2 separate regions of the Homo sapiens genome follow, and region 1 is linked to region 2. A link is a loop called in an ENCODE intact Hi-C map of the cell type or tissue named here. Cell type or tissue: thyroid gland. All regions are shown on one strand. Links, peaks and the distances in the headings refer to the core of each region. The heading gives the core; the rest is flanking DNA. Region 1 overlaps PRKCQ (protein kinase C theta). Region 2 overlaps PRKCQ (protein kinase C theta).

Region 1 (16,064 bases), core at 2,926-10,925, 52 kb before region 2:
AAGTCCCAACAACCTGTTGGCTCTTAAAATAAAAGTAAATTAAGAAATAACCTTGGCAAAAAAATAAAAAAGAAAACAAAAAAACCCACCAAAGCTTAAAAGTGCAAAAAATGTGCTAGTTGGTTAAATGAGCATCTGAATGCCACCATGTGCTTATGTCTAAATAATCCTAGAATGCAAAGAAAAGTCTGTTAAGGATGAAATCAGCAAAATCCTAGGCAAGAAATCATATGCAACTTGAAGAGATACAAATAGAACAGCAACCTGCCTATCAGTGAAGACTACTTAACAAAAAGATACTCACCCTCCGACTTATCCTTTCATTAATTGAGAAGGAAACATGAATAGAATCGTATTTTTAAAATTGGGGAATTGACGACTCTTTAAAAAAAAAATTAGGTAGACCAAATAAACTGGTCTTCCTCAGTTTCTCCCATTCCTGCTTCTACCTAATAAAATAATTAGGCTCACTGCAACCTCCGCTTCCCAGGTTCAAGTGATTCTCCTGCCTCAGCCTCCCAAGTAGCTGGGATTACAGGCACCTGCCACCACGCCTGGCTAATTTTTGTATTTTTAGTAGAGACAGGGTATCGCCATGTTGGCCAGGCTGGTCTTGAACTCCTGACCTCAGGTGAACTGCTCACCTTGGCCTCCCAAAGTGCTGGGATTACAGGCATGAGCCACCACACCCGGCCCCAGGAACCCTTTTCCCAAGCCAACACACAAGTGCTGAGTAGATACTGCCCAACTAAATTACCTGGACATATCTAAGCATGGGCCTGAGCACCTTTTAAAAAAAATCTTGGCATATATTTGTCTCTAAAGATTACTTTAGTGATACGAGCAAAGATTTTTATACTTTCTTAAAAAGCATCCATTTTTTTAGGTCAAAAATACAAAACTGACACAAAAACCTAGTTTTTAGGCTTGTATCATTCCCATTTGAAACCTGTGACTTGAAAATCTTCTGGGAGGATTTCTTAAAATCTGAGTTCTTGAAAATCTTTTGGGTGGATTTCTTAAAATCTGAGTTTAAAATCTTTTGGGTGGATGTTTAAAAATCTGAGTTATAGAAAGTAAGAAGCAGAAAGTCAGGATTCTCTCCTTTGGCACAGATGATATAAACATTTGAAAACATTTTCTGGATTTCAGATCATGTAAAAGCAGTTTCTTACTGATATATTTTCTTTTATTTTGTGCCCCAGAAATTTTCATTGGAATTTTTTTAACGCTTTGATTATTTTACTCCTCCTTTTAACATTTCTAAATATTTACTACCATAATCCAGGTTTTTGACAACTTGGTGTGCTAAGATGAATTGTGTATGATGCACTTCTTAGTCAAAGTAAGCTAAGTTCATTACAGCTGAAAAAAATTGTAGGAATTGTCAAAGTATAGAGAGAGAAGACCAAACATTAAATGGATCTTTGTTCTATCCTCTCGCATTCTGATAGCTTTTTACTTACTTTAAAAGTGTATTGATGAAGTTTAATAAAATTAAGATTTTGATATCTTAACGTGTTCTGAGTCTACTGGGTTAAACAAGTAATTTCTAAGTTAAAAAGCATTAGAGTTGTTGTTTCATAAATCTTGATTAAGTTTTATATACAAATATTCTTCCCAAAACTGAAAAAGTGAATGAAACTGACAACTGGATTGATAGACAAAAACTCATCCCCCACTTAAGGGGAATTTGAGATATTCCAAGCCTGCTTTAACAGTTTTAAATAATTTATCATAGTCTAAGAGACTTTCTACATCTCTTTGATGTAGGCATCAAAGAGATCTGAAGATGTCAATGTGTTCTACAGCCCATAAAGAATAACCATCGCCATTATCAAATCACCAGTAGGAAGTGGTAGGGAGCCTGGTGACCCGAGGCCAGTGTAATCACACCCTCAGATTGACATGGGAGTTCTGAGCCAGTCATCGGCTACCATCATGCTTATCCCTTATGTGCATACACTTTATGCAACGTTACCCATATTTCTGTCTTCCCGTTGTTCTTCCTGCACCTCTCAGCCAGCGAGTAGAGCTCCACGGTGGTTTCAGAGATGAGGTCCACGTTTTTGCCTTTCACAATGATCTGCATGACTCTTCCCTTGTTGATATGGGCATCAAAAGTGCTGTCCCAGGGTGGGTACATGGTAGGCTTTTTCTGGATATACATCTGCCCGTTCTCTAGGAACAGAAACGTAAGGTCTCATTATTCCTTCAGCCAGGCCTGGAAAATAATTCAGTTCAACTCAACAGTAGCACCTGCTCCCTCTGTTCTCTGGGATATAGAATTCTGTTGGGAAGACAAAAGTAGCACATAAACAATCAGAGACAATATGGGACAGAATGAGACAGTCCCCGGGTCCAGATGCAAGGTGATGCATTGAACCTTATAAGTCCAGCGTTGATAATTCAGACAACAATCTGCTAATGCCTTGGACTGGAAATTGTTACCAAAACACCAGGCATTCTAAGTTCTGCTGCTCACCGCACAGAAAGCCAATGACTGAGATGACGAGAATTGCCAAGGAAGAAGGCTTTAGTTGGGTGCTGCAGCCGAGGAGATGAGAGCTCAGTCTGAAGTCCATCTCCATGACCAACTAAAACTAGGGATTTATATAGCAGGGAAGAAATGTAACTTTGTATGAGAAAACAGGAACTTGGGAGGGGTAAGTAAGCAATCATGATGAACCAGGGGCCTGGCGCTTCAGTCTCTGGATGCCATGATCTGGTGAGTTTCAGTTCTTTAATATTTTTTTTGAGAGGTGTGGGGATCCTTTCTTGAGGAAGAAACTCAGATAAAACAAATGTAAATTCCAAGCTTTAAGATCAGAAGGGTCCATTTCTATAATCAGCCAAAAACAACTGTCTATGGGACTATTGGGTTGGTTTCAAAATGTTATTTTCCTATTCAACAGTTAGTTGCTTCACTCTGGGTTTAAACACCTGAGCAACAAACTTTTTAAAAAATCTTTTATGCCTTTGAGATTCTCCTTTATTAATCTGTAGTGTTGATCCTATGACTGATTAACCTCACTGGCCCCAGCTTAAACATAGTCAATACAAAACTACTGTGTGTTCATCTGAAAGACATAGTGGCGTAATTTCAGCGCATAATGAATGCTCCTTTAAGAAATATTTACATTTTTTTCCATTTGACATAAATACAGTAAGAGACAATGATCTTTAAAACATAATGAGCCATTATTTCCTTCTCTAATTCTTGGGTGAAGATACATTTTACATGTACCATGCACCCTCAGCAAAAGCTGATGAGCAAGTCAGAGAGGTGGTGCTGATCTTTACCCATGGAGCCAGCAAGGCTGAAGCCGACTGCCAGCCTGCAAGTGAGTAAAGGCAGGTAGGCAGGAGCCCTGGAAATAGTAACAAATCTGTAGACAGGAAGGTCAGTCTAGGGGAAACCTCCCTAAAGCCGCTCTGTGATTGGCAAAGAGTTTACTAATTAAGAAGTTTTTTCTTGTCTTTCACGCACATTGGATTTTCTCTGGTATTTATTCTTTAATCATTTCAGAAGCAGAAACCTGCATTTGAGTGTTTGTTTCTTGTGACATAAGCACATTAAGTGGCAGATTTAGCAATTCAGAGATGTCGATTAAGCAAAAGGGGAAAAATCTGCTTAAAGCCAGGAAATAAAGCCCTTCTAACTTTCGAGGGCCCCTTCTGTCCAACACACAAAGCTAAACAGAGCAGACATTTAGCATTTGTTAAATTAATATTTATTTCGGGGGTATACAAGGAGTTGAATAAGCTTGAAACTCAAATGTTAGATAAACTTGGCTAGGAAAGACATAAACCATGAGACTACTAAACGTGGAATAGAAAGGGGACATTTTTTGTGGGTTGGTAAAAAAAAAATTGGACTGGAGATTGGGCTTTTTAGAAACCAACGGCAATATTAATGATCACGGTAACATTTTACTTCCACAGACCTGAAGCTTCCCTTTCCGATACTTCCTTTTGATGGTAACCATTCTCTGTGCCTGGAGAAAAGGGCCAAAAATACCCTGAGAAGGGGCAAAAGTCCCCAAAGCAAGGCACTTTTTACATTTTCATTCGCCACGTTTGTAATCACCTAAACAGAGGGCCCTATCTATGTAGAGTGTTACCGTTTTAACGACTCACAACCCCGCAGCCCCGTAGCCTGTTTGTCCTTGTTCTGTTGGCTCATTGTGGAAAATGCAGCCTTACACCCCAAGAACTGAAATGTGTTTAAATCCTGTAGAAGTAAATATTGAATGATAATATTCAGAGTGATTTCTTTTCAGAACAAGCCCAAAATAAAATCAAAAGCAAAAATCTCTAAACTCCCTCCAACTCCACAGGCTAATATTTAGGAAAACCAGTTTCCTTCTTTTCTGACAAGGACTCTCGATCCACATGGCTCATTAGACCAAGTTCAAAGGCAAGGCCAAATGCAAAAAAAAAAAAAAAAAAAAGCCCTCAGGAAGCAAATGTCAGGGAGACCTGAGATGGTAAAGAGAACTGGATCCAGGAGACCCATTAAGTCAAAGGCGGCTTTGAAAAACTCAGACGTTTTACACTTCAAAGATGTCTGTGACATCTGAAAGGTTTTAGGTTGGGAGCAAGTGGCATTCACACTTTTAACTAAACAGGAGAGAACTCTGGGCAGAAAGGAAATCAAGATGATTCAGACAGTCTCTCTGGCTTTGATGTGTTCAGAGTGGCTGGAAGGACAAAGTCAGCTGTGAAGCAAAAAGGCTTTTGGTGGGGGATGCAAAATAGTAGGTTTGGGAACCCCAGAATCTGAACTCTGAGCATCTGGCAGGAGGTTCTCAAAGTCTGAGTCAGTTTCTTCTTGTATCTGCAAATGTCCCTCGCTCACAGGCCTTTGCAGGACAACCCTATATAAAATAACACACATCCCTGCCCCCAGTCCCTCTCTTCTTTACACTGCTTTTTGTTCCTTCATTACCTGCTGTTTGTATTTTTGTTTATTGCCACTTTCTTCTGCAAGAATAGATGCTCTAAAGGGAAGGCAGTCTTCCTGAGTTCCTTCAGCTTACTTGTTTGACTTTTTTTCCCTCTATGCTCTGGTCCCAGCACTCTTGCAGTGGTCTCTCCGTAAACACTTTTGTGTAAGTGAACTGTGATGGCTTCCATAGTTACTGCAAGCCTGCATCCATCATCATTATCATTCCCTACAAAGTGTCTGCTAAAATCAAAATGCACGTAGGGAAACAAGAAAAGGTGTGCAGTCAGGAGAGTTGTGGGATCTAAACTCCCTCCTACTTTTCCTTTGGAAATCCGTGGCAAACTTCCAATGCAGAGGTGAAGATCTTGGAGAGTGGAAGCCGGCCGACGTGACCACAGAGACATTCCCTACACATAAGACTGTTGGAATGGAACATTCTGAACCCACAAACAGGACGTTGGGTGGCTGTCCCACTTTCCCCCTCACCTTGAGCTGCCTGTATTTGAACTTGATGAAACATCACTATTCTTTCATTCAGCCAAGACCTTAGTGAGTGCAAAAGTACGTTTTCTGAAATTTGGATTCTAATGGCTAATTATAGATGCTTTGTAATATCCACTGAAGATTCGCCAAAGCAGCAGTAAGCAGTCTTTAGAGTTGGTTGGAAGATTATGCAGTCTTAATCTACCTAGACTTATTTAAAGTAACCAGGCTTAACCACATAGGGCTATGTTCTACTTCAGCTCATTAGAGTTCCTTCCCATTAACTCCTTATGTAATTTCCTCAACCCAGCTTTCTCTTTCCCTTTGTATATGTGGGAAAAATGATACAGTGCAATAGAGCACCGGTGGGCCATCGGGTCCTGGTTTAGAGTCCATCACGAAATGTGTGTCCATGAGGAAGTCCTTGGCTTTGCTGGGCATCAGCGTCCTAAATGGCAGGATTTGGTTCCACCAGATGATGTCAAATGTCCTGGAAGACCTTGCTTCATACACAGTTCATAGCAGGATTCTCCTCCTCCTCCCCCGCTTTGAAAATCCCCTCAAGCTTACCTGATTCGACATACTCTTTGACGAGCACAGCACAGTAAGGGTTAACAGCCTCGCCCTGACAAGACTGGCAGGACCCGCAGTCAAAGTTGGACAAGCCAATCCGAAGAAATGGCGACATGGTTGCGCCCTGGAAAAAGACAAAAGACAAACGCTGTTTGGGGGCTATAAAAGATATTATTTTTGGTGCCCCATGTCTACTTAACCAGTGCTTTATCATGGACAGCCAGAACCTCACATAGGTCCACTATCCATGTGAACAAATGTTTTCACTTCCCCTTCTGCAGAGGACACTGCTGGACTCACCCAAAACCACACACTGACTTGCTGAGGGGAGAGGCTTTCTGGAAGTCTGCACTCAACCTTGCTTTTGAGAAGTAACTCAAGAGTTAGTTCCATTCAACCTAATGGAGTTAGGCCCAATGGTTGGAGAGTGAGGCAAAAGTTTTCCAATATTTTATGTCTTCTGTTATTCAAGTAGGTGCCCAGGAAACAGCACACAGTAATCAGAAAATGAGTTTATATAGAGCGAGTCTATTTTAGTCACACTAGTTAAATATGACACCGCAAAATTCTTACATGGTCTATTTATGTGTGTAATGGGATTGGCCCAAGGCATTCGGCAGCTGATCCTTATTTACTCTGGACATTTTCAAAAAGGTCTGCTTTCTTCACAGTTACACACACACACACTCTAAGCCTTTGAACATCACAAACCACGTAGAAAACTCCAAACTAATTGACTACTATAAAATAGGGCTTTCTCATATAAGGATGAACAAAATACTTCATAAAAGCCCAAAAATCAGTAATTATGCTTTCCAAGAGGTTTAGATGATAGTTATCAAAGTGTTAGCTACAAATCCAGGAATCTAGTCTAATTCTTCATCTATTGTTCCATTATTGAGTGTTCTGGCCACTTATGTGAACTAGATACCTCTTCTTTTTTACCTACTTTTCCGAGGTCCCATTAATCTGAAACTATCATCTGATATTCAGCAAAAAAGTTACTTCCTTGCTCCGTCTCTCTTTTTGATGATTTATACTTATAATTTTTTCTAAGCTTTCATAAGTAAGCCAAAGATAAGAAACAAAGCATTGATTGTCTTTTCTGCCTTTGTATAAAGAAAGAAAACTATTTGAAATAATAAAGACCTGGAAGGAGAATCAGTAACATACCTGGAGATCTTGGGCCTGTAATACCTCATCTAGCTAAGACAAAAGGGATCTCCAGTATGCTAAATACCAGTGTTCTTTGACTCCACAAGAGAGACAAATTAGGAGCTTTTGACGGGCATTAATTTCACAGATATTAATGAAGTCCTAATTTCCTGCAGAGTTTGGAAGTTTTATCTAAAGGAGATGGTTGGGTAAACATCATGATTTGCTGGGTTCCGTATCTGTCACGTTGCTGAATTAGCAGGTAGATGACTTACAAATTTGTCTTTAGGAGGCGCCCTTTGCCCTGTGAGTTTAGAATTCCCAGGCAGGAGCGGGGCTAACAGCTGTGAGTTCTCTGGAGAGAGTTTCTTTGAGAATCCCTTCTTTCCTGGGCCAATTGGGTCTTTTAGACAAAACTTCATTTCTCCACAAATCAGGAAAAATCACTAAGAATCATCTTCAGTTACGGGAGTTTTTGCCCTGTTGGGACTTTCTGAAGATTTCCTTAATTCTGTTTGAGTCTAGAGGGATCACTAACTCACAAAGCCAGAGTTAAAGCACCCTGACCTTTTCTGGTGTCACCCTGCTATTCCCAGGGTGGGTTTCTAATCAGGCAACAGTAGCCCAGCAGGCGTCTGGGAAATGCTGCCCCAGGAAGAGAAGATGGAAACCTCCAGGGTGACCAGGGCTTCCATTACAGCAAGGAAGAGAGTTGGGGCAAAACCCTCTGTCCCCCTGAAGGTCTTCCTAGACAATGATTTCTTACTTAATAAGCAATGCAGATTAAACGGCCGTTTCACCAGATTCACTTGCACTATTCTGTAAAGGTCTGCTCACAGACCTTTAGAAATGTATGTCAGACATGACCTGACATACACCTGACATCTAGAAGACAGAATAGGTATTTGTGTGGTAATCTTCACACATCATTCAATAGAACCGCAAGCTCAGGTGTGAGTTTTTCAGGCAGATGGCAGCGTTTTACACCCGAACTACACAGAGTGCTTTTCTCTGTGTAGTTCAGAGCACTTTTTAGGTGATCATGATGAAAAATAAAGAAGACACACAAAGTTAGTAAAAAGTCTCTCCAGATTTCCACCAATAAAAGAAATCAGTTACTATTCTGATCTATTTTCCCTAGTCTTTTTAAATTAGCAAGTTTTGTGTTTTTTTTTTTCTTACATGCTATGATCATCCTGTGGGTATGGAATTATATTTGGCTTTTTAAGTTAACATTTTACTATAAAATTTTTTTCAAGTTTCTCTGACATTTTCTCAGGCTTCCTTGTCATTCTTGCATGACATCCTATTGACAGTAGCTCTACGATCTGCGTTACTAAAGTCTGTAGCTACATATTTAGTCTGTTTCCAACTTCTACATGCCAGAAAAAAATGCATCTTTAAGATAGCATCTTTTTTTTTTTTTTTTTTTTTTTTTTTTTTTTTTACAACCTTTCCCAGATTTAGGGATACTGCATCAGACTGGATCACCAGAGTATTACAATATTATTTATCAAGTGTTATTCCTATTGGTAAGGTCTTATACATTTAAAGAAAATAACCAAACTTAACAGTAAAGACCTACCCAGGGAAATAGCTATGGTTAGTGTAACAGAAGTAAGTAAACGCCATTCTTACATAATATGGGTATACAAATTTGTAAGAAAGGCACTGTTTATGACCCAAGAAAATAAATTGCAAAGGCACAAGCTATACAGGATACAAAAATCATAGTTCCAACTAATTGTGGAAAAATGTTTAGCCAGGTGAGCAATTTAAGACATGCAGAATAAGATACTATGTAATTGCATGTACCATTCCTGAAAAGACAAAACTATATGAAGAAAAACATCAGTGGTTGCCAGGAGTTGCAGCAGGGAGGAGCAGCATGAGCAAATTTTGGGGAAAGACAGAACTGTTCTCCGGCTTGATTGTTCTAGTGGTCACAGAAGTCTAGACTTAAATTCACAGAACTACACCAAGCCAAAAGTCAATTTTACTGTATGATAATTCAAAAACCAAAAGAAAAGAAATATATGCAATTGGTATTTTAAGGCATGTGTTATAAATACAGAGATTATAGAGGTAAAGTAAAAAGAATATATATGAAAAAGCTGCATATTAAATTAAAATCTTAAAGTAATCAAATTACTAAAGGGAAATGATCAGATCTTTTAAAAAATTAAAATAGCTTTGGTTCTGTGGTATTTAAGCTCTTTTGAACATTTGCAGTTAGGCAAACACAGCTGAGAATAAAATAACATTAGAAATTAATAATGCATTTTATTTGAGGAAAAATTAACATTTTAAGTCCTAATTTAAGCTGTAAAAAGAATTATAATATTTAAAATATATAATAAAATAGTCTGGGCATGGTGGCTCACGCCTGTAATCCCAGCACTTTGGGAAGCCAAGGCGAGGAGATCACTTGAGGTCAGGAGTTCCAGACCATCCTGGCCAACATGGTGAAACCCCCTCTCTACAAAAATACAGCAATTAGCCAGGCATGGTGGGGGGCACCTGTAATCCCAGCGACTCTGGAGGCTGAGGCAGGGGAATCGCTTTGCTCCCTGCAGAGGTTGCAGAGAGCCAAGATCATGTCATTGCACTCCAGCCTAGGCAACAGAGCAAGACTCTGTCTTAAAAAAAGAAAAGAAAAGAAAAGAAAAATATATAATAAAAACAATAATATGTTTTTGCCCATGCAATTATCAAATATTTTTGAAATGCTATTACTTAATGTTGGTAAGGACAAAATGAATCATACACTTTCATACAATGCTGCTGGGTATGTAAATTACCACATTTAACAGATATACACACCTGTGTATATGTAAGTATATATGTGTGTGTTTATGTATGTATATGTGTGGATGTAAAAATATGCGTATCTATCCATCTATATTAAGAGCCAAGAAGATGTGTAATGAATACACAAGAAAGAAATTAACATAAAAGATTTTCATGGGTTGCCTTTTGGTGTTCGGAGCAGATAGTAGGGGGAAGGGGATTTCCCTGGGTGTTTAACCAGAAATGAGAGTTTCTGTAGACAAAAATATGTGCTGGAATAGCCTGCCTCAGGACTAAGCTGTGTGATCTGTCCTCTGTGCACTCTAAATTTCAGTCGGTCTCATCTTCACTCTCCATTCACGTGTGATCTGAGAGACCAAGACAGTTGCCCCTTCATCAGCTAAGATGGATTCTAAGGTTAAAGAAACAAAAGTTACCCAGGGGTCGAGGATTCAGGGCTTGGCTGGCATCACAACCTCCTAAATTCCTACAGCTACAGGAAAAGCCACACCCTTGTTAGTCTCCCTAATAACAAGAATAATCAGGCGAAGTTTGAGACTCTTCCTAACTCTGATTTACAACCCAGACCCCTGCAACTCTGATTGGACAGGGAACCAGGCTTCCAGGCATTCTTTCCCGATAAGCAAATGCAGACCCCAAGCCAGTTTCAGCAGCTTACAGGTGCTGCACACTAAATGTCATTGTGTCCTATCATTTGCCTTTTGATGTAAAGAGCCAAATTTAGGATCTAATTTTAATGCTACAACTGTGCCCCAAAGTGAACATGGGATGTATGTTGGACATATGTTTACCCCTGGCACCTGCACTTAACTCCCCTCATAAATATGTATAGATTTTTCCCCAAAGCTTTCTGAATATATCTGACTCTATTGTGTAATATGGAACCTGGGAGGCATAAAACCAGCCTGCACTTTCCCTCTTTGAAGAGAGAGCACCTTCCATACACGCCAAAGACTGTCTCTTCCCGGTGTGCAAACTGATATTGCCAATAAAGTTCTTTTCTACTGTTCAGCCATCCTGGTGGTCTATTGTGTAACACATGGTAGTCTCATACTTTATGACAACAATCTATGCACAAGAAGACTGACTGGCCAGGCTGTTCCGAACAAGGCAGGGGCTAGGTCCCCCCATAGACCCCTTGTCTGAGCAATAAAGTCACGCATTCGACTCTCTCCTGGAAATCTCCAAGGGGACCCCAAACTCACCAGGTCCCATACAGAACTCCCTGCCTTCCCTTTCAAACTTGCCTTTTCCTTCATTTTGCCAGCTCGGTGCTGGGTGCCGCGACGCCCGGCCCTCACCCGCTGCTTCAACTTTACCCTTCCCCTTGTGCCTCACGACCCACTTGCTTCATCTCCTGCTCCACCGATTCTGCACCACCTCTCTTGTGACTCACAGCAGCTTCTTACCCTGCCTCCTCTGTCCAGCCTTGGTCACCTCTCAGTCTCCATCCAATCTCCATGCTCCAGCCTGAATGATCTTAGGATCTTGCAAAACTGCTGCTGTTTCTCCAATGTGCCATGTGTTTCACAGCTTCAGCCTTCTAGGAAAGCTGCAACCTCTCCCTGGAACGCCTCCCTGTTTCACTCCATCCTCCCTGCCCCCTTCCTCATCTTTCAAGTTCCTGTTCAGTCTCTAGCTCCTCTTGGAAGCCTTCCTTCCCCTCCTCTAGAGCCCTCCCATCAACACATCTCCATGGGAAGTTCTCAGCCCTGGCTCCTGCAGTTCTCTGAGTGCACTGCTAGACAGCACCTGTCATATTGATTTGCGTCACACCTGCCATTTCTACAGTCCGAGTGGGGTTGATCCTGTGGCTCCCAGCTCTCAGCCCTCTAATGTGGGGACTTATAGAGCCCCACCAGGATGTCGCCTACTTGATTCTTGAGATGCTACATACACTCAGAAGAGGGGTTTGACTCCAACTACACAATTCTCTCTGGTCTCATCTGCAATACATTCAGCAAAAACTCCTCAGAACGAGTGCATTTGGGTGCCTTACTTCCCTCATCCCCAGTGAAGATAAACAATTTCCCTTTGTGATCACATTCCTTTGGAGATGTGGTCAGCTTGTGGGATAGGGGAAGAGACAGAGTGCCAGCGCCCATGCTGCTGTATTTCCCTACAATGTGCAGTTGGATTTATGGGTTCACGTCTGTCTTCCTCAACAATTCCGAGAGAAGGGGCCATGACTTCATCATCTATGTGCCTCCAGAGCTGATCCCCCTGTCTGATATATGCTAGAGACTCTGCATTTTTGCTTAGGGAGTTCATTTTCAAAAGCAACATTTTACCAAATCTCTTCATCTCATGCATTTGTTTTACTTGCAAGAGAATACAATGGTCAAATTAAGTGACAGACAATTACAGAGGGAGTCAAGAGCAAAGGATTCAGCCCAGCACTTGTTGTAAACAAAAGATCGATGCCCTCATACACTGAACTGCTGGAGTTATTTAAACTCTCTAAGCCTGCTTTCTCATTTGGAAATCACTGATAATACTATTACTCATCCCAAAGAGCCATGAGGATTAAATGGGCAAATACACACAAGGTGCTTAGAATGGGGCTGGCTCAAAGTAAATGCTCAATAAATGTTAGTTATTATTATTACAACTCTGATATATTTTCTAATGGGCCTTCTCAACTTCATTGGTGTGTACCAAAAAGAGCAGGAGGAAAGTAGAAATAGTCTTTCAGGAGCATATCTGGGTTAAATTATGTGACCTTCCTCTGCACTCTGCTACGGAGCTCCCACAAAACCCTCCATCTATCTCTTGCAGAGCACTTACTACCCTCTGATGTCCTCATCTGGATGCAGTCATTATCATGATGGATATCAGGTATGTCCATCCAATCTTCCAAGCTTTTGCTACCCCAGCTGCAAAACACCATCATGATATGTACTATGTTATGTTATGTGATGTTATGTTATGTTATGTTATTTATTTATTTATTTATTTATTTATTTATTTTTTTGAGACGGAGTCTCGCCCTGTTGCCCAGGCTGGAGTGCAATGGCACGATCTTGGCTCACTGCAACCTTTGCCTCCTGGGTTCAAGCGATTCTTCTGCCTCAACCTCCCGAGTAGCGGGATTACAGGTGCGTGCCACCACGCCCGGCTAAGTTTTGTATTTTTAGTAGAGACTGGGTTTCACCATGCTGGCTAGGCTGGTCTTGAACTCCTGACCTCAGGTGATCCATCCGCCTTGGCCTCCCAAAGTGCCGGGATTACAAGAGTGAGCCATCGCGCCCGGCCCCTATGTACTTTAAAATTACAAAGGATCTTTACTCTTAGAGGCTCACTATTTTCAGCTTTAAGTGTGATCTCATTTGTCTTTTGTGTGTAGCTTCGATGCAGGTACATGATCAAGTATAATTGCTCAGTGCTTTAGGTCACACGCTATTATGTACTGAACTGAGAATTCTGGTCTTTTGATTCTCTGGACACTGACTCACCTATTTAGCTAGGCTGATTCACCCTCCACAATTCAAACTCCCAGAATGCGTTTATAGAGATGCTGAGGATGTCCACATAACTGAACCTGATGGGGACAAATTCCATATAAATAGAAAGCAATAGAAGTATAATATACTCTCATCAATTGAAAAAAATATCAAGCATTCTCTTCCTCAGTAGCAAATGAAATAAGAAATAGCAAACTTCTTCATTTAATAAAATGTTTGGACAGCATTTGTATTACTATAATTTAGTGGGAGATGGCTCAGTGTTGGGGGAGAGTCTCACAGAATTAAAATAACAATAGTCATCACTTGTATCAAAACCTCTCACATGTGGAAGAAAGAACACAGATTAATCAATAGTAAATCTGGGAATGAGAAACAAAGCATTCAATGGTTTCCAATTACATCTGCTCAGCCAAATTTGGTAAACATCAATTCAGAAAAATTTTGGCAAATTAAGCTACACCAATAGCTTTTGCATTTCTTTATGAGATAGAAAGATTTCTTAGGTAAAAGTGACTGCTGTTAAAAGAAACATAAAAAAAAACTTTTTCACAATGTGCACAGAAGAAAGATGATAACTAGTAAAAAAAAAATCACATAGTTGGGTAGCGTTTTGCTTTGTTGCTAAGACTTCTACTAAGTAGTATAATAAAGAGATTAAATATTAGCTTTCACCAACAAAAATGATCTCAAAAGTGAATTAAAATAGTAAGTATGGGCCAGGTGCAGTAGCTTATGCCTGTAATCCCAGCACTTTGGGAGGTTGAGGTGGGAGGATCACTTGAGCCTAGGAGTTTGAGACCAGCCTCAGGAACAATGCAAGACCCTGTCTCTATTTTTTCTTTTTTTAATTAGCTGGGCATGGTGGCACACACCTATAGTTCCGGCTACTCGGGAGGCCAAAGTGGAAGGATCACTTGAGCCCAGGATGTCGAGGCTGCAGTGAGCTGTGATTGCACCACTGTACTCCAGCCTGGGCGACAAAGCAAGACCCTTTTCAAAATAATGATAATAATAATAAAGTATAAATTGAAGATAATATTTTAAAATAACCCCTACAATACAGTGACAAAGGAAACCGAAGGCTAACAGTCAACCCTCAGTCAGAACTAGAGATGAAGGAGGCTTCGTGGACAGACCAAGTGTTGCCCTCCTGCCTGCCAACATTAACAACACTCTGCACTTTCCCCCAAAAAACCAACAATAGTGTTGAAGTTAAACCTTGAAATATAGAAAATAAAACACCTGGGATGACATTATTAATCTTCTGACACAAATTTTAATAGGTTACATGAATAGATAGTCCCACTAAGGCATAGCCCTGGTCAAGTTACACTGTTACTTAAGAAAGCTGTCCCAGTGTTTGTTGAGTTAAAGCCTAATTCTTAACCTGTTATTTAAAAGCCTCCGTGTATTGAGTTCAAGTTGCCCCCTTCACACAGCACGACTCTCAGTGGAGTCCCAGCTTCTTAACCTGTTATTAAAAAGCCTCCGTTTATTGGGTTCAAGTTGCCTCCTTCACACAGCACGACTCTCAGCGGAGTCCCAGCCTGCCTGGACTTCTCTCGATTTGCTGAAGGTTCCCTGAATATCTGTCTCTATGGCTCTGTTCACGCCATTCCTTCTGTTTCTGAGCTCTGCCATCTCCACCCAAGCACAATTACCATCTTTCAAAATCTTTCTCATGCTTCATGAGGTCCTTAAAAAATCCTATGAGAAAGAGTGGGTGTTACTAGTTACTCACCTAATAATATTAAAAATAGTCATCACATTAATTATTGTAATGAACTCTCATAGACACTTTGACTTATGTTATCTCCATAAACCCTTCCAGTAGCTGTCAGGTGGACAGGACAACTATGGTAGTTATCTCCATCTTATTAATTTATAGATTTTATGGCTGGGGCTCAGCAAGTTTAGGTGACTTGCCTATGGTTACAAAGTGCTTGGAGGGCCTGAATTCAAACTCAGGCCTCAGATTTCAGTCCCTTTCCACAGCATCCTACCACCTGCCACATCTACCGTCTTCAGCCGTATTCCAAGCGCATGTCTGCCATGCTTTCTTCTTACCTACTTTTCACTTTCATTTTTCTCCTTCCAGAATCTATAGAATTAATAGCTCAGATGGGGACAGGTACGGGTAGACTTTCTCCTAGATGAGAAAGGTCCCCTCTTACAGGACAGAGCTCTCACCAAAGCGACATACAAATAAAATAACTTCTGATGTTGAATATGAACTTTTCTCCTTCAGCTCAGGGTGCTGCCACCAGTACTGATGTGAAGAAGGGAGAAAAGTGGGTGAGGAGGGAGGAGGGAGGAGGGTAGTGGGCCAAGGTCTGTGAGTCTCACCAAGTCTGGATCCTCGGGCCCCAGCTGGCCCACCTCCCTCTGTGCTTCCAGTCTCTGTGAGGTGCCTCCTGGCTGCAGCGGGCAGGCTCTCACTGATGTAGGACACAGCCTTGCCATCCACCACGGAGTTCAGCCAGTCATAGAAATACTGTTTAAAAAGGGGTTAGGCTTTCCATCAGCTTTTAGCCCACATTACAGCTGAACTACCAGGCATGTGCTAGGTGACTGTTGCCCACCGTGGAAATCTGTCATGCATAACAGGATTCCTACATTTTCAG
Region 2 (16,064 bases), core at 4,720-12,719:
CAGAGCTGAACTAGGGCTATTGATTCTCCGGTGAGACATTTAGAGAGTCCCAAGTGCATGGTCACGCGCAGAGAGGCAGGTCCCGTCAGCGGTGACATGTGCTGCCGTTAAAAGCAGGGCAGAAGGTGAGAGCTTGGGCCTGGGCTGCATGAGTGGGAATTAATCAGGCAATTCTTGGGGTTCTTTCTACTCATTGGCCTATCTGCTAACATTTCAGCAATAGGCAATAAAAAGTTAAGGTTTAAAAAGAAAAGTTACGTATCCTCATTAGGAACATAAATGACCACAGTCAGATACCTTATACTACGCTCACTAGGAAGAAATATTCATTAGTCACCAACTAGGTGCCAGGAAAAGAACTGGCAAAGGAACTTCTGGGTAATAAAAGAGCCCTGGTCCCAGCCCTTGAGGACTGGGGCAGATAAGAGCTGTGCATTGTTTGGGCCAGGGAAGGAGGGACATGCCTTTTTCTAGATCATCTAGTGACTCCTTTGTAATTTTTTTTCTTTTGAGATAGTCTCGCTCTGCCACCCAGGCTGGAGTGCAGTGGCAGTTTCGGCTCACTGCAATTTCCACCTCCTGGGTTCAAGAGATTCTCCTGCCTCAGCCTCCTGAGTAGCTGGGACTACAGGCATCCACCACCACACCCAGCTAATTTTTATATTTTTAGTAGAGATGGGATTTCGCCAAGTTGGCCAGGATGGTCTCGAACTCCTGACCTCAGGTGATCTGCCTGCCTCGGCCTCCCAAAGTGCTGAGATTACAGGTGTGAGCCACCGTGCCTGGCCTGTATCTTTTTCTGTTAACCATGATTTTGTGGCAGCAAGTACAATATCAGATATTTTTCTTCACTCTCCATCAAAAAAGGAAACATTTAATAATCTAAAAACAGGCCAGGTTCTAGAAATTCTCTTTACCTCTTCACCGTCTTTGTTTTATTGTTCTTTGAGTTTTGTGTGTGTGTGTTTGTTTTTATTGATACATCATATTTTGCATATTTATGGGGCACATGTGGTATTTCGTTACGTACACAGAATGTGTAGTGGTCAAGTCACTGTATTTGAGGTGCCTGACTTTACCTTATTTGTGTGTTATTTACTTAGCTATTGTCTTTCTACTCCAAAAAAAAGTAGGCATAGGCTTGACGAGGGTCAGTACCTTTCTCCTTCTCTTCTCCCCTGTATTTTAAACGCCCAGAAAAAGCCCTGACATGTTAGGTGTTTGATCAGTCAACATTTAGTGACTGAATAAAACCCAGCTTTCCCCTTCTCCTTGAAAATATCCATTTTCTCTTTGTTACTGCCTAAGCCACCCTAATGGGTGAAGGGAATCTCAGCAGTGCTTGCATTTTTAAGAGGATCTGTGTCCCCTAAGATCCTAGCTGACAGCATTTCAGGTGCTGGATAGAATAAGGTGTAGGGAGAACTTTCTGGAGTATTTTGAGACTAGGTGAGGAGCGGCGTGCTACAGGCAGTCATCCTTGATTTGCTGGGAAGCCTACTGGAAGGAGAAAGAAACCCCTCTGTGCTGTTTTTGGTTTTCACAGCTTCTTCTTCCCCTCCATGACTGAATCTAAAAACCTTCTGCAAACACTGGCTGGGAGGCAGCGCATCATGGAACCATCAGGACAAAATGAACCCGTAGAAAGTGTGGCGACTTTGTCTCCGCCCCTGAGATAGTGTTTCACGGATATGCTGCACTTCGTGGCTATTCTAATTTTTCTCCGTATTCATTTTCAGGCCTAATGCTTACATACTCAGTGAATTGTTCAGCCTCTGAAAATGTGTCTATTTGGTCAAATATAAATAATCCATTTTATTTTCTATTTTAGAAACCAAGCCAAAACAAAGTATAGGTTTCTTGAAATTTTAAAAATTATTCTTTTGAGGCCAGGCGCGGTGTCTCATGTCTGTAATCCCAGCGCTTTGGGAGGCCGAGGCGGGTGGATCACGAGGTCAGGACATCAAGACCATCCTGGCTAACACAGTGAAACCCCATCTTCACTAAAAATACAAAAAATTAGCCAGGCGTGGTGGTGGGCACCTGTAGACCCAGCTACTCAGGAGGCTGAGGCAGGAGAACGGCATAAGCCTGGGAGGTGGAGTTTGCAGTGAGCCGAGATTGCACCACTGCACTCCAGCCTGGGCGACAGAGGGAGACTCCATTTCAAAAAAAAAAAAAAATTTATTCTTTTCAAATTGCTGACTAAAAAATTCTTCCTTGAGGCTGGGTGCTCATACCTGTAATCCCAGCACTCTGGGAGGCCAAGACAGGCAGATTGCTTGAGTCCAAGGGTTTGAGGCTAGCCTGGGCAACACAGCGAAACTGTGTCTCTACTAAAAATACAAAAAGTTAGCTGGGTGTGGTGGTGTGCACCTGTAATCCTAGCTACTCAGGAGGCTGAGGTGGGAGGATCACCTGAGCCTGGGAGGTGCAGCCTACATTGAGCTGAGATTGTGCTGTACTCCAGCCTGGACCACCAGAGTGAGACCCTGTCTCAAAAAAAAAAAAAAAAAAAAAAAAAAAGAAACAAGAAAAAAAGAAATGTTTCCTTGAATAAGGGTATCTTTTTGAACTTTTTGGAATCTTGTGCTTCAGGACCCTGTCAAATATTACTAAACAATACATATCTGAGACAATCAGAAATTTGACGTGAACCTACAATTGATTTACATACACAGAAACACACTGACTCAAAAGTCAATTAAAAAGTTACAAAGGCCTATGCCAAAAAATAATTTATGTAGATCTCACAGTATGACAGAATAGATTACTTTTTTAAATTCTCAGAACGGCTCCATAAAGTTGAAGTTCAAACCTCCAAGTTATGACTCAAGAATGTTAATCTGGCCACCATTCTCGCTGGTTTTTAATTAAACAAACTTTCTTCTTAACAGCTCTTTGCAAGTGACAGTCGTCAGTACGTATGTGTGTGGGTGTGGGCATGTATGTTGATATGATAGAACTTGCTGTTTTTAATGTGTTTAGCATGTTATTAAACACAGCATGAAAGAGTTGAGGAAAGCAGGAAGAAGGGAGGAGAGTTCAAGCAAAAAGTAAAGGGAGTTGGAGATCTGAGGTGAATAAAAGTCTGAAAAAGCAGATTAGGATTCTAAAATAAGCTTTTAAGGTTTACTTAAAATATAGTTTAAAATTTACAACATTGTCAGTTCAAAATAATGCTGGTAGGAAGGAAATACATTGAGCCACGGACCTGGCATCTGGAGATACCGGAAAGGAAAGAGAGAGGGATTGAGGTGGACGCTCGTGGGTAAGGAAGAACGAAGGAGAAGCCCACTCAGGCTTGTCTATGAACTCATCTGTGTGGTTCTCCTGCAGGGCAGCCTCATAAATGCCCCGGTCAGTGCTGGACCCCAAAGAAAACCACTGTGGCCATCTCCTGTCTCCCTCACAAGTTTTCCCTGAAAAGACAACAACTTCCGGAGTTCCATGCGGTTTTTCAGCCTTTTCCAAATCTCTCTAAACACCAGGAGGAATGTTCACATGCTTCAGCAGAGAGACGCACGCTTCAGGGCCCAGCAGAGAATGCCTGGAGAAGAACCCAGCCAAGCCGACTGGATCTTAGCAGAGCTCCCGGCTTGATGATTATGCTCAACCAGAGTGAGTGTTCTCTCCATTACTAACATAAGTAATACATTGGACAGCAAAACAAGGAAATAGCCCCAAACAGTAATTGAGATATAAAGGGAGAAGGAAGTCTCAAAACCCACTTCTCAGAATTAACTCCAATGTCAGGTAGTATTTTTAAACATAAGTCAGTAGATAAGGTATAGTCCCAAAATCAGGCTTTGCTACATGGAGTATTAAGAACACAGATCATGGCATCAAACTGCTTGAGTTCAAATTCCAGTTCTGCTGTATGGTAGCTCTGTGGCTTTAAACAAGCTATTTAACCTCACTTTTCTTATCTGAAAAATGAGGATCATAATAGGATTAAATGGGTTAATGGATGCAAAGTGATTAGAACAGTTACTAGTAGACAGAAAAAGCTCAGTCTATGTTAGCTATAATTATTATATACTCAGAGTCAAAAGAACACTCATCATGTTTTCTTCCAAGATTTAGCACTAAAATATTTTCTGTAGTGATTACTTTTTAGTTTTTTTGTTGAAAAAAGGCTATGGATTCTTTCAAGGTGGGCTTCCTTGGTTGGCTCTCAGCTGCCACCTCCCCTCCCCCAACAAAACAATAGCCCCTGTCCCTTGTCAACTAGATCCCAGCGCACAGTTTCACTTTAAAGGCATGCAATCACTTTGGCTCAAGAGTGAAGATATTCAGTCGAAAGTGAAGTAAGTGACAGCTAGGATTTCAGAGCGTAAGTCTCACAGTTCCAAGAGTCCCGGAAGCAGCAACCTCACTTTGCCCAGTGCCTCTCCTCCTCTTCTCGGTGACAGGGAGGTCTACTGCATGCCTACTATGACTGAGCTCTACTGCATGTCTGGAGGTGCGTGGGTGGGATTCTGGGTGCCCTGCCTTCTGAGTCCAGGTCAGGGCTCTCCCCATGGGGACAGGTCTCCATGGCCCGTCCTGATGTTGGGCCATCTCTCCTACCTTGTCACTGCCTCTTCCCTATAAGCCCCTCACCATGACACATGCCTCGATTTCTCTTACATCGAATCAGATTTTCTGCTTTACTTTCTATGCTTGTTCGCGTCTCTTGACTACCTAGAGTGCTCTCAGCCTCCAATTGCAGTCTAAGCCCACCGCTTTGTTCCTCCTCTTCCTGCCTCCCCAGGCTCCAACTCTCCATGGGATCACACCGCCTTCTTCCTGTACAGGGTTTTCTGGTCTTTTCCCTCCGACACTCCTCCACTCTGTCATTTACCTATACTGAGCTGACATTCCACCAAAATTTACTGAGCACTTGCTATGTGTGGGACTCTCTGCTCAAGCCGAGGGCTAGGGGCTAGACAGACAAAGAGATGCAGAGCCTGCCCTTGGGAGCTCACAGTGCAGTTGGGGAGGGAGGAAGGGTGTGTTAGTGCTGCTGAGCTGTCCATGTGCACAGCATGCCAGGGCACGCAGAGGAGGGACACCTTGACACAGCCCGTGGGGGCCTTTGCAGAGGAGGTGAGGTCTCAGGGGTTAGCAAAGTAACGATGTGAGCGTGAGGAAGTGCACTCAGGCCTGGGATCAGGTGCAGAGCTGTAAAATGCAAGAGGCTTCTGGGGAGCTACGAGGTGCTCAAGGACCCAAGGGAAACCTGAGTCTGGCAGGCAGGGCACAGGCTGGGAAGAACTCACGGGCCCCGCAAAGATTCGGGATTCTATTTTGCAGGTGATATGGAGTAACCAAAGAGCTTTGCAGGGGAGTGCAGCAATCATTTTCGTTTCAGCAAGATCCTCTACCGCACATCTTCAGCGGTGTGAAGAGCGAGACTAGAGGCTCAATCTCGGAAACTAAACGAGGTCCTCTGTAGGAAATATTATGGTATAAATGGCTGCAATACTATTGCTCGATGGCGTTTTCAAAGGCAGCTGCTGCAGCCTATCCCTTTCCCTCCCACCTGTCCTTCTGCGATGCCACTGTACTGCTCGCCCAGAAGTGCCCTCTGCTGCCCCTCCTTGATCTTGCCTGGCCCGTGACCTGTTTTTCACCCAAAGACCAAAGCAGCAGGAACTTCCTACTTTGGGGCCACATATGGAGGAAGACGGGGTGGGGGAATCTCAACCTCCTAGCTGCATCCACCCAGGGGCCATATAAGGGAGTGACCTCATCTCAGGTCTGACTGCAACCTTATGAGAGGGCCCTAGGGATGCTCTGAAGACCAAAACCGCCAAGCCAAGGCTGACCCAAATCCCTAGCCCACAGAATCAAGAACAAATACAATGGTGCTGTTTTTTTAAGCCACTAAGTTTGGGAGCAGTTTGTTCCATAGCAATTGATATCTTCAAAGCAATGCTCTGGGTCAAATAAACAATGTCAAATAAAGAATAAACTCCCCGCTGACAATTTCAGGACAATAGCATGGGTCCACTGTCAATATATACCCACTTGTACTTCATCCTTAATTACTTGCTACCAAATCCCATTTCAAGCCTTTGTCACACTTAACTGATTAGGGCTTAAGCTTTTTAAAAAGCGGTTTTCAGAAAATGTAATCCTCTGACTCTATCTTGCAAAAGACTAAGAAAATGTGGCATGTGGATTAAAATTCCCTGGAGTTTCGTTTGAATTTTCCTATGGGTAGTGTTTAGATGAACATTCAAGCAAATATACGTTTCACTTTTTGAAACTGCAGAATGTTTGATGCTTCTTTATAATGCGCCTTCTTAGCAGCATGGCTGGGTGTCTTGAGATAGCACAGTACTTGAATAAATAGTGTGATCTCTCTTTATGTTTACATATTTAGACCCATAGGTCTAGTCTATTTTTTCCATGAGAAAATATCTATAGTATTTTCCTGGAGAAAAGTGACTTTATTTTATTTCAATAGATACATATGCTCTCTGTTCTGAGTACTTCAAGGCTGTTCTCTCAAGAGAAGGGGTTTGCTTGCTGGTTTTCTTCTCTATGAAAATAATAAAATTCAAACATGATGCTATGTGTTAACATTTTCCTCTGCGAGCTCTAGCTATGGGAAGTTGCTAATGGTTGAGTTTTACTTTATTCATTTCTAAAAGGAAGTGCTCATTTATGCTTAGCAATGTTCGCCTTTTTTTTGGTGAAAGAAATTGCATTTATTTTATTTTAAAAAGAAACAAAAAGCCCTTTCTTCTTGTGATGCTTTTCTCTCCTAAAGCACTTTTAGTCGCAGATCTCAAGTGTACTACAAATATTAACAAATCTCCTTGTCCAGGAACTAGGGAAGAATCCCGGGAGGAAAGTCCTTTTCATTGCAATGGCAAATATTTCAGCTGCCTCTGCTTCAGAACTTGGAATTATGCAAGTTACTTCCCACTGAATTACGTTCCTCAAAAGTAATTGCAAAACCACAATTACTTTTGCAAACTAATATTTACAAAGTAGAGTAATTCACGTTCTTCCTATGCAAGAGTTATTTATGGCTACTGTTCATAGTACCCCTCTAAATAGGTCCCCAGTAAAATGTATGCTAATTTATTTTTATTGAATGACTAATGCAGATGAATTAAAGAGTTCCCATTCTTAGAGGGAGATTTCCTCTATTATTCACCATTACCTTATATTCCAGAAACATAGCCCACTGAGGAAATCCACTTGACCTTTTCAGAGAAACTTGGTTATCATAACCTTCCTTGTGTTACCATCCCCACTAACACTGTAGAACGAATCATGTTTTGCTGTTGCTACGGTATTAAATTTTAATTCCTCCTGTCCATAGCAAAGCTAATTGTAGCTGAATGACTCCCATGTTTGTGGGACTGCACTTCGGTTTATTGGTGAAGGGTTATACATGCCACCAGTGGTTGCATTCTCTGACCTACACTGGCTGTTCTGCAGTGGTTATGACAGGACACATTAACTACAGCCCTAGGAGCTTGAAATGTATCCACTTCTTTCCCACTCCAGCTGTCCAGGTGAAATCCTGGTCTGGATGCGAAAAGGACCCCTCAAAACAGCTACAAAATATTCGAATCAGGGGGAATCCTAGACATCCCCCTAATGCACTCAACCTTGTCTCCCAATTCCCACTTCTGGGATTTTTCAGTCCGACTTCACTGTTGGGTGGGTCTGGAAGGTGAGCATGACCCTGGCAGAGCAGGACTAGGTAGGGTGAATGACACAACGAGATTCAGTGGCCTCTCTCCAGTCTTTTCTCCTACAAGGGACAACCTCATGGGTTCCTAATATCCTTGTGTGCCAGCGACCACCTGTCCTCGATTACTGCAAGAAAACAGAAGAACAGAAAGATGGAGAGAACTCAGGAGGGGAGGAACACACTGATGACCAAGCAGACGACACTGGCCAGGAAGAAGTCAGTGCACCCAAGGGTTTCTAGGGAGCTGGCCCGGAACACTTCTCAGTCAGATCCCCTAAAACTCACCTTTAGATATGGACCCAAATCGGAGTGCTTAGGGCTCTCAATATTAATGATTAGGGCCTAAAATATGATATGAACGTTTGGAAACCTTCATATTGGTAACTGGAGGGAAATAAAATATATTCCCTGGCTACAGGAGGCCTCATGAACCTCCTCAATCCAAGGTTCCGTCTGAGCTCTGTGCTGAGAGTTAAAGAGAGAAAGAGAAAGAGAAGACTCGGTACATGCTCTCAGGCTTACTCAAGAGACAATAATTGCATTAAAATGTCATTAGGGAGCTCCACTAATGAGAAGGATAGAAGCCTCAAGCTCCCAGAGACACAGGAAGCAGAAAGTCAGTCCACACATCAGAGGCGACTTGGAAAAGCTCTAACACAATAGGACACTTAAAAAAATGCCAATTATATAGTAGGGGCAAATAGTGTTTCATGAACAGGACATAGGGATTCTGTTTGAGAAGAGGCCTCCATGAACAAAGACAGGGATATGCTTGGCCCTAAAGGGCCCACCATATCTTCCCATTTCTGAAAGGATAGCAGAACACACGGATGGAGATGCAATTTGGGGCCAGAATGCACAAGGTGCCAAGTCTTGCACAGTAAGACGCGTCACCCGAATTCTGCAGACAAAGATGAGTGTAGCTCTCTTCTCTACCCTTATCTGACCCTGTGCTTACATTCCTCAGGAGGGAAATGTCCCAGTGTTTTCCCTCTATGACATCCCTGAGGTCACCAAGGCCTTCTGGGGTACAAGCTGGAAACCTCAGCACTGGCTTTAACATTGTTTTAGCTGGGGTTTAGCTGTTGTTAGAAACCCATACATGTGAGTGCCCATTTTATTTTATTGCTGCTGGGATTTATTTCTAATCTTCTTTGAAAGATTATGTTTTTCTTTGGTTTCATAATGTTGGTTTATTCTACTTTTAAGTGAGTCCCTTAAATAGTTTACTACTCTTTCCTTTTAAGATAAACATTCTTTTTTTTGTGAATGCTTTCATTTATTTTGTTTTGGGCATACCTCTATCATCCTAATTCTTGAATTTAGTCTTTTACCTTTCTTACTCGTATCTATTTTAGTACATTTAAAAGTGATTATAGGCTGGGCGTGGTGGCTCTCGCCTGTAATCCCAGCACTTTGGTGGTGGCGCAGGGGGTTGGGAGATCATTTGAGGTCAGGAGTTGGAGACCAGCCTGGCCAACATGATGAAAACATGTCTCTGCTAAAAATACAAAAGTTATCCAGGCATGGTGCTGTGAGCCTGTAGTCTCAGCTACTCAGGTGAGGCGAAGGGCGGAGGTTGCAGTGAGCTGTGACCACGCCACTGCATTCCAGCCTGGGTGACAGAGCGAGACTCTTGTCTCCAAAAAAGAAAAAAACAAAACAAAACAAAAACAAAAACAAAAATCCCCCCAAAACTAACAAAAAAAATTATGATTTTGTTTTGAAGAAGACTTAAAATATCTTTTCATTTAATTTAAACAAAATTTTATCTTTTATCCTTTACTATTTTTTCTTTATTAAAATCACTTATGAATTTTTGCTATGTCTACATTTTATGTTTACCTGTTGCCTCATTCTTTTGCTTATAGAATATTTTTGAATATTTTAATATTATCTTTTATTTCCTGATCACTCTTAGCTTAACCTTTTTTTTTTTTTTTGAGATGGAGCCTTGCTCTGTCTCCCAGGCTGGACTGCAGTGGCGTGATCTTGGTTCACTGCAAGCTCCACCTCCCAGGTTCACGCAGTTCTCCTGCCTCAGCCTCCCGAGTAGTTGGGACTACAGGCACACACCACCATTCCTGGCTAATTTTTTTGTATTTTTAGTAGAGACGGGGTTTCACTGCATTAGCCAGGATGGTCTCAATCTCCTGACCTCGTGATCCGCCCACCTCGGCCTCCCAAAGTGCTGAGATAACAGGCGTGAGCCACCGCGCCCGGCCAGTTTAATCTTTTTTTTAATTATTGACATTACAGTGGTCCACAAAGCAGGATGCCAAGGGGATGATAAGGGGAAAAATCACACCATAGACAAGGGGAGATGGAGTCTTTGCAGCAAGTCACCTCCCGGAATTCTAAACATTTCCCACCCCCTTCAGCTCTGATTTCTGGTAGAATTTATCTAGATAACTCCAGAGGTCCACAGGCAAAATCTTCCAAGACAATAGTAATTCTGTTGTGCAGACATTTAAGTCACTAGATTGGGATTCTTTTCCTCTAACACTTAGCACACAGTACCTTGGGCATTACAGATTCTAAAATATATGACTCATTTATTTATCCCACTAATATTTACTGAGCACCTACTACGTGTCAGACACAATGCTGACTGCTAGAAGTGCAACAAAAAGAGTAAGAGAGAGTGTGGATCCAGTCCTCAGGGAGTGTACAATGTGGAAGAAAGCCAAGTCCTGATGTGGAGGATCAGGAAGAGCTTTCCAGAGGACAAGAGACATCTTGGGAGCTGAAGATGTACAGGAAGTAGCTCAGAGATTGAGCAGACGTCCACGAGATGAGGGGATGCTGGGACCTCCTAGGAGCTTAAAGAGGCTCAGACTTGGAGGAACCCGATGTGAGGGCTGGAGAGGAAAGGAGTAGAACCTTCGAATCCACATCAGGGAGGCTGGGCTTTATCCCGGGGGCACTGGGTAGCCTTTGGAGAACTTAAGAGCAGGGAGTGGCACACTGGGTTCCAGAAGGCAGCCCATGGTAACCACGGCTAGGGAGGAGGTTCCACACCAACCCAGAAGAGAAACGGTGCTGCCTGTAATTAGAGCAGAGGTGGTGGGAGTGTGACAGGCTGGAGGGAACACAGAGGAATTGGGGTGAGTGAATAAAATTGGTTTGGGGCAAGCTATGGAGATAGGGGAGACAGAATCAAGGAAAGACACACAGATTTCAGGTCGTGCAGCAGGTGATGTCTATGCCAGTTGCAGAAAAGAGCAGGAGGAGAAAACGTGTTGAAAGAGAAAGGGGAAGGTGGTGCATCCAGTTTGGGGCATGAGGCATTAGACGTGCCCAGGAACTTTCTGGGGAAGAATGGCAAGGATCTGGGGCAGTCATGACTGGGTCACAGTCAGCGAGGAGATAGGTATGGAGGCTGATGAGGGAAGAGGATGCTCACAGGGCGGGAAAATTGAGGAACATCAGTCATCCAGGTTGATAAAAGAAGAGGAGCTTGCAAAGGAGAAGAGAGGAAGGAAGGAAGGAAACATGGGCAGGGGGGTCATGGGAGACACAGAGGGACAATGTCCCAGGATGCATGTGTGCTCACGGCACATCTGGTTGCAGGAAGTCAGGTAAGAGGCGGGTAGAACTCCACGGGAATCGGCCATGAGGAGAGTGCGGGTGATCATTTCTGAGGGGTGCAAGAGGCAAGGCCAGGCATCTGTCGTTCAAGACATGTGGGGTGAGGAAGCAAAGGCAGCAAGTGTAGACAACAATTTGAGGAGTTTGATTGTGAAGAGAAGCAAGACAAGGAAGTAGCTGGAGGAAGGTATAAAAGGATATATATTCTTTTTTTCACAGAAGGAAGGGATTTAAGCGCACTTAATACAGAGAGAATGGGGCCAGAAATGAGGGAGAGAAGGAAAATGCAGGTGACAGGGAAGATAAGAGATTGAGATTCCCAAGAACAAGAAAGAAATGGATTCCAGGGCCCCAGGGGAGGTGAGCCTCAGACAGGAACTAAGGGGCTTCTTTTTTTTTTTTTTTTTCTAAGACAGACTCTTGCTCTGTCACCCAGGCTGGAGTGCAATGGGGCAATCTCGGCTCACTGCAACCTCTGTCTCCTGGGTTCAAGCGATTCTCCTGCCTCAGCCTCCCGAGTAGCTGGGATTACAGGTATGCGCCAGCACGCCTGGCTAATTTTTGTATTTTTAGTAGAGACGGGGTTTCACCGTGTTGGCCAGGATGGTCTAAAACTCCTGGCCTCAAGTGATTCACCCACCTTGGCCTCCCAAAGTGCTTGGATTACAGATGTGAGCCACTGTGCCTGGCTGGAACTGAGGGGTTTCTTTCGTTGTGAAAGAAAAGAAGGATGAGAGGATGGATTCAGATAAAGTGAGGCGTGCAGCCCTGTGATCCCCAGGTGGGGGCAGTTCTGAATCGGGAAACTTGTACTTTCTCAGGGAAGCAGGAGGCAAGACAGCTGCTGAGTGCGAGGGGACGGCGGAGGCAGGAGCAGCTGTGGAGAAGCTGCCGTGGGAAGGAAGATCATTGGCCAGGGAAACGTCTGGGAGCTGGGGAAGACAGAGATCCTAGATGGAGTGGGAAGTCACAGAGCTACGGCATCCTGAATTTGCAGAGCGGCGTGTTTTCCGGGAGAACTCATCAGCCTATGTGTAGACACTGGAAAAAGCAGACAGTTGGATTTAGCTGTGATCCCAGTGACCACAGAGGGGGCAAAGAAAGTGCATCATCTCACACAACATCACCAGGCGGTCCTTCCCCAGCAGCAAGGGAAACGCTTTAGTGGAGGGACAGTGGCCAAGTTTATATTTGTCAATGTCAAGCTGAAAGCTCTCTAGTCTGTATAATGAACACTATTTCTTCCTAACCTGTCTTGCTCTTTATGAAACTGATGGGTATATTTCAAAGTTTATAACCTTCCTAACAAACCAGGGACATGGTTGTTATTACATACTCCCCTTAAGAAAATATCTTCCCTTGATAGGTGGGGTGGCTCACACCTGTAATCCCAGCACTTTGGGAGGCCAAGGCAGGAGGATCACTTGAGGCCAGGATTTCAAGTCTAGCCTGGCCAACATGGTGAAACCCTGTCTCTACTAAAAACATAAAAATTAACCAGGTGTGGTGGTGCATGCCTGTAGTCCTAGCTACTCTCGAGGCTGACACAATAATTGCTTGAGCCTGGGAGGCAGATGTTGCAGTGAGCCGAGATTGAGTCACAGCACTCCAACCTGAGCAACAGAACAAGACCCTGCCTCAAAAACAAACAAACAAACAAACCAACAAACAAACCAAGAAACAAACAAACAGGAACCAGGTGTGGTCCTTCCCTAAACAGCCACCTAACTAACAAACTTTGGGAACACAGTCCCTGGAGGTATGGAAAGAATACCACCACATCAGAAGCCAAGAGATCAGGGGTCAGCGCTAGTAATTTAATCTGTGACCCTAGATCAAGTTTCTTAACCTGCACACCTCAGCTGGCTTCTCTGTAAGCTGTGAGACCCACCCAACATATGGGGCTTTCTGAATGACTGATTCCCGCGATCCAGGCCCAGGGCATGACCAACGACTGCCTTCCCATCGCTCCCTCTTCCTTCTAGCCCCTGAGCTCATCTGATTCTATGACTTAAAGGAATGGTATAGAAAACTAAATGCCATAGGTATGTAATTTTCTTTAATTTTTATTTTTATTTTAAGTTCTGGGATACAGGTGCAGGACGTGCAGGTTTGTTACATGGGTAAACGTGCCATGGTGGTTTGCTGCACCTATCATCCCATCACCTAGGTATTAAGCCCCACATGCATTAGCTACTTTTCCTAATGCTCTCCCTCCCTCCAATCCCACCTCCCGACAGGCCCCAGTGTGTGTTGTTCCCCTCCCTGTGTCCACATGTTCTCATTATTCAGCTCCCACTTATAAGTGAGAACATAAGGTGTCCAGTTTTCTGCTCCTGTGTTAGTTTGCTGAGGATGATGGCTTCCAGCTCTATCCATGTCCCTGCAAAGGACAGGGATCTCATTCCTTTTTATGGCTACATAGTATTCTATGGTGTGTATGTACATTTTCTTAATCCAGACTACCATTGGTGGGCATTTGGGTTGATGCCATGTCTTTGCTATTGTGAATAGTGCTGTAATGAACATACGTGTGCATGTATCTTTATAACAGAATGGTTTATATTCCTTTGGATATATGCCCAGTAACAGGAGTGCTGAGTCAAACGGTATTTCTGGTTCTAGATCTTTGAGGAATTGCCACACCATCTTCCACAATGGTTGGACTAATTTACATTCCCACCACCAAGAGTGTAAAAGCGTTCCTATTTCTCTGCAACTTTGCCAGCACCTGTTGTTTCTTGATTTTTTAATAATCACCATTCTGACTTGCAGGAGATGGTAACTGATTGTGGTTTTGATTTGCATTTCTCTAATGATCAGTGATATTGAGGGTTTTTTTTCCATGTTTGTTGGCTGCATGAATGTCTTCTTTTAGGTACGAACAGATTTAATGTGTCCCAAACCAAATGATACAGTTTCATGAAATAATTACCCTTCCTACATGAAATGCATCTTAATATTTTCTGTTTTATTCTATTTCATGCTTGTTATCACCCCCAAAATTAATGTCATTGCCCACTAGTAGACTGTGTCTTGGAGTTTGAAAAACTGTGTAGAAGGCCTGCTTTTGTATAGCTAAAACATATCAGTGAAAACAGAACGGAAAATGTTGAAGCTTATGCCCTAAAAATGCTGAACACAGCTGAGATGAACTTCTCTCAAAACGACAAGAACAACAACATTTCTGCTTACTTTCAGGACAGACTTGGCTCACCTCTGAACCCCTGTCCTTTTGGCTAATTCCCATACATCTTCCATCCCCACCCGCGATACCTTGTCCTCTGAAAGCCTTTCCTGAACCTCCGAATCAGGACTTGGTTCCCTTCTACATGTTCTCAAAGCACCCAAGCAATCATCTACATATAGTGCTTAGCACAGCAAACGGCCGATAGTGACAAGTCAATACATGTTAGAATATATTGCCATAGTTTGTTTACTTTTTGATTTTTCCAATAGATTGTACGCTTATTAGGAATTCTTGCCCACAGGGAAAAAATTTCAGGATGACAAGGATTCTGCTTCTGCAGATATTTAAACCACCAGATAGAAATTTTTTTCTTTTAACACTTAGCCGCAGTCCTTTAGGTGTTACAAGGTTAAAAAAAGAAAAACCCAAAAGATGTGTTCTTGATATCAGCTAACACTCCAGTTAAAGGCGAAAAGAGCTAGGCCAGGTGTGGTGGCTCATGTCTTTAATCTCAGCACTCTGGGAGGCCAAGGCGGGCAGATCACTTGAGCCCAGGAGTTAGAGACTAGCCTGGGCAACATGACAAAACACCATCTCTACAAAGTGCACAAACTAGCCAGGCCATGGTGGCATGCAACTGTAGTCCCAGCTACTCAGGAGGCTGAGGCCGGAGGATCCCTTGAGCCTCAGAGGCGGAGGCTGCTGTGAGCTGAGATCGTGCCACTGCACTCCAGCCTGGGCGACAGAGCAAGACCCCGTAAAAAAAAATGCAAAGAGCCAAAGAGCAGACCCCTGGCTGTCTTGTTGTCTTTCCCTCCTAGTTGTTCATGAATTAAGTGCCCAGTGAGGAGACAGCTGCCAACGTATAGGTGAGTTTGCAGTGCAAGCCGAGTGCTGTGAGTTCATGGGCAGGTAAAACTCTCTGAAACGCTGGAGAGAACCTGAATGGCACTTGTATACATTGGTAGATAAAGCATTTAAAGGGTTCCTCCTGTTCTTAGAAAAGGATCAAACTCCTTCGTATGACTTAACGCAGGACAACTCTACGGGACAGTCTGCCCAGGACAATCTGGGTTTGTACCTGTTACCCAAGCTTAGTGATTAATAACGTGCTCTTTCACTCTATAAACAGTCCCCATCTGGAGGATAACGTATATGGTTCACCTGCTTACAGGTCCTATGTGATCTGGCACAGCTGACTCCTCCAGCTCCACCCAGCAATAGCCCACACACTGGCACATGCTCCTTTCTCGCAGCATCACTGCTATCAGAGATCACAATTTTCTTCACTTTGCAAATGGAGAGAATGACACTCCAAGAAGTTCACTGGTTAAGGTCATATGGCAAATTAGGATGGGGAGCAGAGGTTTAAATGGAAGCTGTGATGCTTACTCTGCTCATTTCCACTCATCTGCAAGGCTTAGACTGGACTGCACTGGGATTCCAGACTCACATGCTGCAGGGACATTCTACAAACACTGTTCCTACCTCCCAGAACCCCCATCTGGCTCACTGCCACTTCCCCTTCAGGTCTCAGTTGAGCCGTCACTGACAGCTCTGCGACACCCCAAATCTAGCTGT

What was found. A loop is a pair of places that touch in the nucleus more often than their neighbours do. Peaks named below come from ENCODE experiments on the same cell type or tissue, not always from the same donor. Only the 100,000 strongest peaks of a DNase experiment are listed, where the experiment ranks them.
Region 1: a loop joins it to region 2, with 2.1 times the contacts of the local background. A loop is called at or near these places in 10 of 110 quality-filtered maps.

The regions. Positions count from the first base shown.
Region 1 is chr10:6,509,014-6,525,077 of GRCh38, forward strand. PRKCQ (protein kinase C theta) reads right to left here. Exons shown (of 18, transcript NM_006257.5): 2 at 6,005-6,131; 3 at 1,982-2,181. The coding sequence starts at 6,122. Among named protein-coding and RNA genes, the nearest start is that of PRKCQ, 63 kb to the right of the region's middle. In thyroid gland, for the core only: a CTCF peak has its summit at 7,455; a DNase peak (open chromatin) is centred at 7,464.
Region 2 is chr10:6,558,871-6,574,934 of GRCh38, forward strand. All of the region lies in intron 1 of PRKCQ (protein kinase C theta), which reads right to left. Among named protein-coding and RNA genes, the nearest start is that of PRKCQ, 13 kb to the right of the region's middle. RefSeq lists an enhancer at 13,140-13,309. In thyroid gland, for the core only: no CTCF peak of the experiment used is centred there; a DNase peak (open chromatin) is centred at 9,261; H3K27ac peaks cover 8,000 bases.